Regions from separate parts of the Mus musculus genome. Here region 2 is linked to region 1. The links are chromatin contacts, found by Hi-C or POLR2A ChIA-PET in ENCODE. All regions are on one chromosome and are shown on one strand. Each heading gives the region's core, a stretch centred on a gene start or an enhancer-like site at or near the end of the contact. The rest is flanking DNA. Distances are from core to core; before and after follow the strand shown. Region 1 holds the start of Cchcr1 (coiled-coil alpha-helical rod protein 1). Region 2 holds the start of Cdsn (corneodesmosin).

Region 1 (5,557 bases), core at 944-3,443:
GGATTAAAGGCAGACCATACTAAGCTCAAAAATAAAATTCTTAGGGCTGGAGAGTTGGAGCAGAGGTTAAGAGTTCTTTAGGGGCTGGAGAGATGGCTCAGCAGGTAAGAGCTCTGACTGCTCTTCCAAAGGTCCTGAGTTCAATTCCTAGCAACCACACGGTGTCTCACAACCATCTGTAATAGGATCTGATACCCTCTTCCGGTGTGTATAGGAGTACAATGTACTCCTATAAATAAAACTAAATAAACCTTAAAAAAAATTTTTTTTAATAGTCTTAAAACACACATTGACACCAGGCGTGGTGGCGCACACCTTTAATCCCAGTACTCGGGAGGCAGAGGCAGGCAGATTTCTGAGTTCGAGACCAGCCTGGTCTACAGAGCGAGTTCCAGGACAGCCAGGGTTATACAGAGACACCATGTCTTGAAAAAACAAACAAACAAAAAACCAACAAAAAACAAAAAAAAAAAAACAAATAAAACCACATTCACAGAGCATAGCCAGCTCCAGTTGCACATTCCTGTAAAGGCCTGCTTAACTACTCCAAAAGGAGCCAGTATGCCTCTGGAGAACTGGGTCAGCATGTCTAAGCTGCACGTCATTTTGCTTTAAAACAGCTTTTGCAGAACTTATCCCCTCCCTTAAGACATTTACATTCCTTATGTAATGAGAATTTAAGTCCAAACATCTATTCTCACTAACCCCAACGCATGTGGTCTATGCGTCGTAGGGGCCAACAATGGCCTATAGAAAAACCACACAAGTTATAGAACCAGGGGCTGAAATGAAGGCATGCGTGTATGAAGGACCATGTGTCAGTCTGAGGAAGAGGTGATTGGCAGATCCCTACCTGCCTCTCCGCCCTAGCCCCTGCCCATCTCCACAGAAATCCTGTCCCCACGTGGTCACTGTCGACCTCTGAGCATCTAGCCGTCTCTCTAAGACATCTTGGCTGGCCGGAGATTGGACCAAGGGAACGTCTGAAGCCCAGGTCGGGGCCATTCTTGGCAGAGTTGGAAGGGGCCGAGCTTGGAAGTGGGAGGGAGGAACCAGCCCAGCAAAACCTGAGGGGGTCACAAGAATAAAGACTGTCAGATTCTGAGAGAGGGGGAGAGGGAAGAGGGAGATGATCCTGGTCTCCTTGACTAGCCTCACTGACCTGACGGTGGCAACATCTTCCTGTTATATGAATCCTGTAGCTCTTGTCTCCAGTCACCTATGTTCCCCTGGACAATAGGAGAAACAAGGATACTTCAATTCAATTTTTCAGGCCACCTTCCAAAGAAAAAGCCCTATAAAAACAAAGTCATAATCCTTAAGTTACTGACAGGTCTATCGGGCTGTACGCTTCTCTTTTCCTACTTCCCTAAGGCACACGGTAACCAAACCACTTGCTTGTCCCAACTACGCTCCTGATAGAATGAACCAGGCAACAACCCTAAGGTAAATTTACTGAGACGAGGCTTCCTTCTACTTACAGGAATGTGGGTGGTGTGCCTTTACCTTCCTCCTTAAGTGTCTACGGTCCCTGCAGCTCAGGACTCTCTGGACACAGTATAAGGAGCCCACTCTCCACAGTCCTTGCCATGGAATGGTAGGGCCGTTGGGAAGCCCATCTAGGCACCATCGAGCCAGGATTTCTGAGTCATTTCCTATTAAAGAGTTAGCCCAAGGCCTGGTCCGGGAAGAATGAGGCCACATGTGGGGTTAAGCGTCTTCCCTAGGATCCCTGAGGAATCGGAGCAGCCGGGAGCCCGTTGCTGGGAAGCCAGCTTCCTGGCAACTCATCTGGGCCTCTCTGTAACGGGCCTCAGTTGCTCTCTATCCCCTCGGCTTCCATTCCCGATGCATCTCTCTTCGGAGTCCTACAGCATCTTCTTTCCCCCACTTCCATCAGAATTCAAGTTTTTGGGTTTTTTTTTTTTTCACTCAACCCCCGCGATTCCTACCCGTTTCTCTTCCTAGACCTAGTATGAGTCTTTTTCGATGGAATTATCTTGGTCGCTCCCTGTCCTGTCTCCCCCACTTCTCTCCCGCACACACCCCGGGCTAATCCCCGTCAGGACCCTGAACTCTGAGGCTGTCTTGACCTCCTCATCTATCCTTTGACCCAGCTCCTGCACCCCTCTTGCCCTGTGGATCCCCTCCGCCCCCCTTGCGCCCCCTCTCAGACTCTTCCCGCCCCCAACTGACTCTCCCCGAACGCCCCTTACCCAGCGCGAGATCCGCCCTCTTGCCACGCCCCTTACACCTAGCACCCAGTCTAGACGCCACACCCAGATCACGCATGCGCGGGGCGGCGGGCTGCTCTACAGCTCCATTTCTCCCTACCGGAAATAGGAAGAAGAAAGGTGCAAGCAGGCACCCTGACGCCCCAAACTTTCTCCGCGCCCTGACGGCCCCTCCTCTCCCCGGGAACCCGGGAAAACGTGCCGGCCAATCAGAAGTGGCGGAGAGCGGGAGATGAGCAACTCCCCCCTGCGCATCGGCCAATAGAGCAAATGGGTGCAACTCAGATGGCCAATCAGAAGCAGCCGGCGGGGGGGCGGGCTCGCGGGCGCGAAGTCGGACCCGGGAATTCCGAAGGAGGAGTCTGCGCAGCGCGCGCGCGCGCCTTCACCCAAGCCCCGCCTTCGGGGCGGCTTCCTTGGCTGTCAAACCTCGGCGGGAGCGCGGGACGCAGGGTACGGAATCCCTTCCTCAGTTTACCCCGCGAGCGAAAAAAAGAAAGGGTGAGATCCACTTTGTTACAGAATTAGGGACCCGTCTGCGCCGCCCTTTGCGGGTGACAGTGGATTCACTTCCCTTAGGGGAACTGATCCGAAGAGCGGGGGTGGGGGGGAAAGATGGAAGGGGTGCGCTACTTGGATTAGAAAGTTTAACCATAAATTCCCTGACTCCAGGTTACACTTAGGGAGAAGACCCGTGTCACACGCACGTTTGTGTACCAGGGCCCCTTCACCCCCTCTGCCTGTTCCCAGTTGCGGTTTAAACTAGCTTTGCCTTGCACAGATTGTCGGAGGCTCCCGGATGTTGAGCCGCCTGAGGATCCGGCTTCACTGAGGTGCCACAAGACGTCTTCCTGGTTTTGCATCGCATCAGGACTTTACTGGAATTGCTTTTTAAACCTCATCTTGACAGCCTCTGTCTTGGTGCATATCCAGGCCTCTGGCGCTCTGAATCTGCACTGCTTAAGTTGGCATTAGGCACAATACTTAGCTGTTGACATCAGAGAGAACTGAATTGAAGCCCACGGTGCATGACCCAGGAGTAGGAGAGGGAATGGACTTCTGAGGTGGGCAAAGTGGTGCAGAGGGGGCACCCCCCATGCTGCCCTGTTTCCAGCTGCTGCGTATAGGGGGCGGCAGGGGCGGTGACCTCTACACCTTCCACCCCCCGTCCAAGTCTGGCTGCACCTATCGATTGGGCTGCAGGGCCGACCTGTGTGATGTGGCCCTGCGGCCCCAGCAGGAGCCCGGCCTCATCTCTGGAGTCCATGCGGAATTGCATGCTGAACTCCAAGGGGACGACTGGAGGGTCAGCCTGGAGGATCACAGCAGCCAAGGTAAGCAATGAGCAGAAGAGCCCCAGACAGGCATGAGTAAGAGGAGCCTCTGGGACCCTGCTACCTGCCTCCCAGAGTCCTAGTCTGGTGAGCAGTCTTGGTTCCGTCTTGTCTGCTCACACTTCTGTCAGCTCCACACAGGACTAAACCTGCTTGTCTGCTTTAGCCTACACCGGACCTAAGAGGGGTGTGCAAGCTGTCATCAAATTCTACATTCTAGTATTAAGCTCAGATTTGACTGTTCCCACGTTTGCTGAAGCACCTTGTTCCTGCTAGGCATTTATGAGTGTTCTAGTGACCTAGGCATTCGGTCCCAACCCAAGACAGTCCACAAAGGCTGGGGTTTACCTCAGTATTCCATCTTCAGGTCTTAGCTTCCTAGACCAAATGCAATGTTTGGAGAAGCCTAACCTGAGGTTGTCGTGGGCATTATTAGTCCCCAACAGGCAACAGTGAGTTTATGGTCTGGGCCCTATTCTGTTAGATGTAGATGGATGCTGCCTGCAAGGGAAATGAGACACAAAGAGGCTAAGAGACAGCAAGAGGCAATCTCAGCACTCAGAGCTGAGGCAAAAGGATCCTGAGTTCTGGGGCTGTCTTAGGTAGAAAAAGAAATAAGCCTTTTATCAGAAGTGGTGTTTAAGCAAGAGCTAAGCACAGAAGCCTCCCACTGTCGTCGTTGAGAAAAATAGGCTTGTTCCTAGCCAACAAAGCTTGCATGTGAGGTTTTGAGTTTAATGCTTAATTAACCCTGTGTCCCCCTGAAAAATTGAACAGCCAGCCAGATCATGTTAATTCTGACTACAAGTCTGTTCCTGTTCTCGTCACCTGTCTTATGTCTGTCTCATTATCACCAGGGACTTTGGTCAATAATGTCCGACTTCCAAGAGGCCACAGACTGGAGTTGAGTGATGGTGACCTTCTGACCTTTGGCCCCCAAGGTCAAGCAGGAACCAGCTCCTCCTCAGAGTTCTACTTCATGTTTCAACAAGTCCGGGTTAAACCTCAGGACTTTGCAGCCATAACCGTCCCTCGGTCTAAGGGAGAAGCTGGGGGCGGTTTCCAACCTATGCTGCCCCCCCAAGGGGCACCTCAGAGGCCACTCAGCACTCTCTCCTCTGCCCCCAAGGCCACACTGATTCTCAATTCCATCGGCAGCCTCAGCAAACTCCAGGCCCAGCCTCTCACCTTCTCCCGTGGTGGTGGCAGGCCACAGGGCCTGGCTATTCCCTCTCAGCATGGGGAAGCGCAAGTTTCGCCTGCTCCACCCACAAGAAACCGGAGGAAATCAGCTCATAAAGTGTTGGCAGAGCTAGATGATGAGGTCTCCCCAGGCCCCCTGTCCGTCCTGACGGAGCCCAGGAAGAGGCTCCGGGTGGAGAAAGCTGCTCTGATAGCCAGTGGGTAAGTGGGGTCACCTGTCAGCACCTTGAATTCTAGATCTTTGAACAGCCTCAGACTGAGGTCTTAGAAGGCAGGGAAGGGGGGTGCACGGGCACAGCAGACACCCAGGTTAGCTTTCACCCATAAATGCATGACAAGCTACTATGTGGGAACAATGGTTAGGACTAGACTATACAAAGCAATCTGGGAGACAGGGAACAAAGAGATGTCTCACTAGAAGAGCACTGCCTAGCAAGCACCTGACTTGCCCATGTTTGGAGTCCCAGCACTATACATAAAAAACCATACTAACACTGTCTCAAAACTAGAGGAGAGCAGGTCAATTCAAGGCTGCTTTGTTTGCCTGCATGATTGGGTATCACACTTGCATGCAATACCGGCAGAAGCCAGAAGAGGGCACTGGGTTCTCTGGGAACTGGAGGGATAATTGCTAGCCACTATGTAGGTGCTGAGGTTCAAACCCAGATCCTCTCTGGAGGAGACACCCAACTCTTTTTTAATACAAGGTCTCACTGTGTAATCCAGGCTAGCCTCAAATCCCTCATGTAGTCGGGATAGAGCATTCAGAATGGGAGTTGTGATGGA
Region 2 (5,557 bases), core at 1,123-3,622, 35 kb before region 1:
TTGTCCAAGCAAGTGAGGGGGTGAGCTTTTCTAAGAGCTCAAACTTTTCCAAGAAAAACAGATGCTGAAACTCTGAGAAGGTAGGCATTGAAGGAGTACCCTTCATAGTAGGCAAGGGAGCGAATAAGTCAGAAACGAGACAGAGTGTGGAGGCTGAAGCTATGGGGCAGGGCAGTCTGAGGCCATCGTGGGTCAGACCATAGAACCAAACGTAAGAACAGAGAGGTTGAGCAGGGTTTGGGGGCACTGGCTTAGCATAGGCAAGACCCTAGATGTGATGGGGAAGGGTGCTGAGCCAGGAAAAGATAATGATGCTAATGCAGAGGTGCCAGCTCCCAGAGGAGGAGCACACTTACTTAGCTGATACTCCACCACCAGCTCCCTAGTGAGAGTCCAGACTGCATGAGGGGTGGCATCCCTGCTTCCTGTCCCAAGTGTGGCCATTCCAGTAAATCAGGGTGGGGGCCAGGATGTGGGGGCACTCACCTGTTGCTTCAGAACCTGCCAGTACCAGTGTGACAGGACACTGCACCCTGAGCCACCCATGTTCTCACTGTCCCAACCCAGGGACAGAAGCATGAAACCTCCTCCAAAACACATGACCACTATCAATCTCCCCCCCCCCCCGCCCCCTGCCCCCCACCCGGTATTCATACTGCAGTGCCTGCTGCCCTCATTTCCCTCCACATTGAAGACTCTTGCTACTTTGGATCATCTTTAGGGCTATCCTCCACTAACTCTCTGCTCCCAGCCACATGTTCCTCTTCCCTCAGTCTGTCTACACAGCTCTCATCTCAGTGTCTTCTGCCCACCCCAACCCCTTCAGAGCTACACATTAGCAAGTGACTAGCCTTTTCAGGTTTATATATTCAGTAAGGCAAAGTCGGCCACACCTTCCTACAGGCCACAGTGAAGACCATGTGACATCTCTCTGGACCATATATGAAAACAGCAAACTAGACATCGCGCAGTTCATAATCAATACTCATGCAAGAGCAGTCCACCAGCAGCCAGACGGCTACCACCGGCCACTTCCTCAACCCCATCTCAAAAAGAAAAGCTCTGAATGCTGGACAGTGGTAGCACAAGCCTTTAATCCCAGCACTTGGGACTCAGAGGCAGAGTCTTGGATCTCTGGTCTCTGAGTTCAAGGCCAGCCTGGTCTACAGAGAAAGTTTCAGAATAATCAGAACTACACACAAGAGGAGGAGGAGAAGAGAAGAAAAGAAAGAAAGGAAAGCAGGCAGGCCCTGGTTTACCCTCACAACAAACCCTTCCCTTGCCTCTGTCCCTCTAACCTTAACACAGGCCACAAGCCACCCAACCTGGGCTCAGATTCCTGGATACCCTGCCTCTACATGCAATCTAAAGCCAGTTTCCTTCCAGATCCTCAGCTGCAGAGTGGAAACAGCCAGGGATCTACCATGCATATCTCAAAATGCTAATGTATTTAGAGTGCCAGCTACAGTGTCCCATTTAAAAGGCTCTGGGCTAAGGGTGCTACATGCCTGCAATCCTAGCTCTCAGGAGGCTGAGTTGGAGGCGAGGCTGGCCTACAAAGCAAGACCTTGTGTCAAAAAAAGAAGAAAAAGAAAGAAAGAAAAGAAAAAGGAAAAGAAAGAAAGAAAGAAAACAAAAAGGACCAAAGATCCTAGATCACTTAGCAAGCATGAGGCCTGGGGCTTCACTTCCAGAACCTCAGTAAAAAATAAACACAGAAGAAAATAAATAAATACATGCAAGTTGATCTAACTAAAATGCGTGTAAAGGAGAGCTCTGAAAATGGTAGCAATTGTTACTTCTGTAAAATGGGCTGACTGTATCTTCAGGTGGTCATATATAGCCACCTAGAACTTCTTTGGCTGTGTCACATGCATCATTTGCGTCAGAAACTGAAGCTAGATGATATTAACCCCCTCTCTAGGTTTCAGAAACAAGCTCAGAATGGCTTGGAGGATGGCCTGGCTGCAGAACACCCACCTGCTCAGCCACTGTGGAGCAAAGAACAAAAGAATTTGCCTGCAGTGACCATAGAGAGGGAGCCAGCATAGATGAGGGGTAGTCCCAGATAGAAAGGTCAGAGTCTAGACCCCTGCCTATGCCCTTGTTAGGGCCTCTCCTGGACCCTGTGCTCCAGACATTGGATCCCCCTAGCATCCCTGCCCCATGGTCTGTATCCCATACTGTCCCCCTCCCAAGGCCCCAGACTCCTACCTGGCAGAATAAGACCGGCCATCAGCAATGCCATCAGCCCGTGCCCTCCCACACTCCCCATCCGGGGTGCCCGAGAGGAACCCATTGTGCACAGCGTGGCCTCCTGACTGACAGAAGCTCATGGGCACCGGGACCTTTATGCCGGGCTGGACATTCTCTGGGCAGGAGTCACTGTGGGGAGGAGGAGGGGTGGAGGGGGAGGCTGCCTGAGGGAAGTTGGTGTGGCAGGAGAAGCTGAGGCAATCCGGTGTCACATCTGCCTACTCAGCAGAAGAGGTGACTGCGGTGCAGGGGACCTGGAGCCACTGGGCACTAGCCCCTACCCCAGCTGGCCTTCCTTAGCTCTCCATTGCCTAACCCAGAACCAGGTGCTCTGCCCCCGGGCCACCTCCTGGAAGCTGGCCACTCTCGCCCAGGGACCCAGTCACCCTGCTCTTCCCTCCCTGGCTTGCCCAAGGCCCAAGCTCCCAGTGTCCCTCCATCGAAGAAGAGTGGACAGCACAGCTTTCCCTCCTGGCCCCTGAGAAGCACCCTGCCTGCCCCTGCTCAGCCCACTATACAATACAACTCCACCGGGGCTCACACTATAGCTCCTATCAGCTTGGTTCCCTGGGATCCCATGCCTCGGCCTTCTCCTGCTTCAGATCTGAAGACCAGCCCCCCACTCCAGACTCCCCTAAAGCCACCAAACACCAGCCTGCCACAGGCCTATTAAATTGTCCCATTACCAAGCAAGGCTTTTTTTCCTTTCAGAAACTGGGCATCCATACGCTGAAAACCTGAGGGCTCTTTTCTGGGGGCTACTGGGTCAGCGGGAGTATTAGGTACCAGAGCTTGGACCAGGGAGAGGTCTGGGTTGGGACCCCTGTCATAGCTGAGCCTCGGTGACTCACAGGCCACTCACAGTCCCCATCCCATGGTAGTGACCCAGACTAAGGAGGATGAGCAAGAGGCCAATGAGGCTAATTGGGAAGGTGGTGGCCAGGCTGCTCATTAGCCTGCTCCTCCTCAGCCTAGCTGGGCAAACGGAAAGCATCTGAGGCTTGTGCCTGAGTAGGATAAAGGACAGCCAGACCAGCTCCTGGGTCCCTGGAGAACAGAAGGACAGAGCCGGACCCACTAAGAGGAAGATCGTTTCCCCTGGCCTGATGTCCTTCCCTCCTCCTGCAGTGCAGGCCCCACCCCAGCCAATTGCTCACTAGTATTGTGGGAGTATCAGTTTCAGAGGAAGGGCCCCGAGTTTCCCTTGCTCGGCCCCTCCTTCTTTCCAGACGTCCATCTCTTCACAAGGTATCTCTGTCCCTCCAGACCTTGGGTTGGTCCCTCCCTCTCTCCCTGCCCTGCCCCGTTCTGAGCCATGTGGTAGTAAACGTGGCCTTGTGTCAGTATTGTCTGACACCCCAGCTCTCCCCTGTGCCACACAGGACAAAAGCACTTCAAACGGTCGGTATAAGCCACTGAGTTCTTGTTTTATTTAAGTTTAAGTCTAAAAGACCATATGCAGGCTGGAGAGATGGCTCAGCGGTTAAGAGCACTGACTGCTCTTCCAGAGGTTCTGAGTTCAGTTCCCTGCAGCCACATGGTGGCTCACATTCATCTGTAATGGGGATCCAATGCACTCTTCTGGTGTGTCTGAAGACAGCTACAATGTACTCAGATAAATAAAACAAATCGAGAGAGAGAGAGAGAGAGAGAGAGAGAGAGAGAGAGAGAGAGAGAGAGAGAGAGAGAAACAGAGAGACAGAGACAGAGAGAGAGCGAGCTGTTGCTCAGCACTGTCTAGCCCTTCACTTCTCATTGGTGCCTAGAGGAGAGGATGGAAGGGGAAGAGGTCCAGGGAGCACCGCAGAGAGTAGAGACCAGAACAACAAGCCCTGAGATGGGTAGTGGACGGTTTTATGTATAAAAAACTACATGTGTGTAGTTCCTGAAAAGGCCAGAAGAGGGTGTTGGCTGACCCTGGGACTGGAGTTACAGATGGTTGTTAGCCTGCGTGGAAAGTGCCGGGAATCAAACCCAGGTCCTCTGGAAGAGCAGTCAGTGCTCTTCACTGCAGAACCATCTCTCTAGCCCACTGGAATTATTATCTTATAAATATCAAACAGGAGATGATCAGAGAGAATAAATTAAACAGGACCAGAATGAGGTCCCCTGCAGCGTGGCTCCCTGGCTGGAGCTCTCGGTTCCTCTCGCCTGTGTATTCCCTTTGGAAAGGCAAGCCAGACATTCACTCTCAGCCCTCACCCCGAGAGAGGATGCTCTTTCTGGAGCCTGCGATGTCTCCTCAGCCCCTCCCTAGACTCTCAGGCCCCAGCTAGGATCTGGAGAAGGAGTGGGGCCGAGGCAGGGTGAGGAGTGTCGGGAACAAGACAGGGAAAGGAGCCTTTGTGGTCTGAGAATGTGGGCATCCCCAAATGGGTGGAGAAAAAACAAACCGCTTTCCAGCACAGCTTCCCCCGGAGCCTCAGAGTAGGCACCCTCTTGTTTTCTTCTTCACATTCCTCCCTGTTGCCGTCAGACCTTGGCCAACACAGCCAGGCTGGGGGAGGCACAGTCTCTCTCGGCCTCACGCCAGCTCCCAGCCACCCACGCAGTCACGTTCCTCACCCAGCCTCTCTCCTGTCTTCTCTGTCCACCCTCTTCCCAACCTTCACCGCCCTGCCCATATCTGGGACCTGGAAGCCTCAATCTGTTCTCTGTGTTAGTACTGAAAGCTTGTCTGTTCCCCCTTATCCAGTCTCCCTCCCTCCCTGTCCATCATCCACAGTCTAAAAATAGTACATGGAAGGGGGTGGAGGGATGGCTCAGTGGTTTAAGAGCACTGGCTGCTCACACATAAGGAGCTTACAAATCCAACTCCAGGTCCTGGCGCACCCACATGATGCACTTACACATAAGGGCAAAACATCAATACACACTCACTAAGTAAATATTTCTAAAAAAATAGTAACAATGCAGTAAATTGCAGAAATAAGCAATTTGTTGTTCTGTGAATAACTCAATACAGTATATCATTATACTTGTCATGCTTAACTGTTTATCTCTTATTGGGTCTAATTCATAAATTAACCTTACCATAGTGTACAGAGGATGTTTGAGGCTACCTCAGGTATCACTACGCTCTTGGCTTGTACCCCACGCAGATAAAGAGGCTGCTATTCTAGGCCAGGTCTCTCCCTGTCGCCATAAGCCCTGTCAACCCAGGCTGCAAAACCCTAAAACCAGTGGGGATCAGAAGTTGAGGCAAGGGGTGTTAACTGAGTGACTGCACAGGCCAGGGTTACCTCTGGAGGCTGCTGGCTGGCTGAGGGAGACTCGATGGGTGCTCTGTCCAAGCGTGAGT

Evidence for each region. A loop is a pair of places that touch in the nucleus more often than their neighbours do. ChIA-PET counts read pairs that join two places held with the same protein, here RNA polymerase II (POLR2A).
Region 2: a loop to region 1 is called in a map of CH12.LX, with 2.1 times the contacts of the local background. The contact joins the promoter of Cdsn here to the promoter of Cchcr1 in region 1. A Hi-C loop is called at or near these places in 1 of 37 maps with a recorded cell type or tissue (CH12.LX). POLR2A ChIA-PET finds 5 or more read pairs at or near these places in 4 of 5 experiments (Patski and embryonic stem cell).

Annotation. Positions count from the first base shown.
Region 1 is chr17:35,513,889-35,519,445 of GRCm38, reverse strand. Cchcr1 (coiled-coil alpha-helical rod protein 1) reads right to left here and starts at 2,193. Exons shown (of 18, transcript NM_001372297.1): 1 at 1,507-2,193; 2 at 1,163-1,229; 3 at 854-1,067. The coding sequence starts at 1,704. It overlaps Tcf19 (transcription factor 19), which reads left to right and starts at 2,622. Exons shown (of 4, transcript NM_001163764.1): 1 at 2,622-2,687; 2 at 3,016-3,568; 3 at 4,426-4,972. The coding sequence starts at 3,331.
Region 2 is chr17:35,548,943-35,554,499 of GRCm38, reverse strand. Cdsn (corneodesmosin) reads right to left here and starts at 2,372. Exons shown (of 2, transcript NM_001008424.2): 1 at 2,215-2,372. The coding sequence starts at 2,299.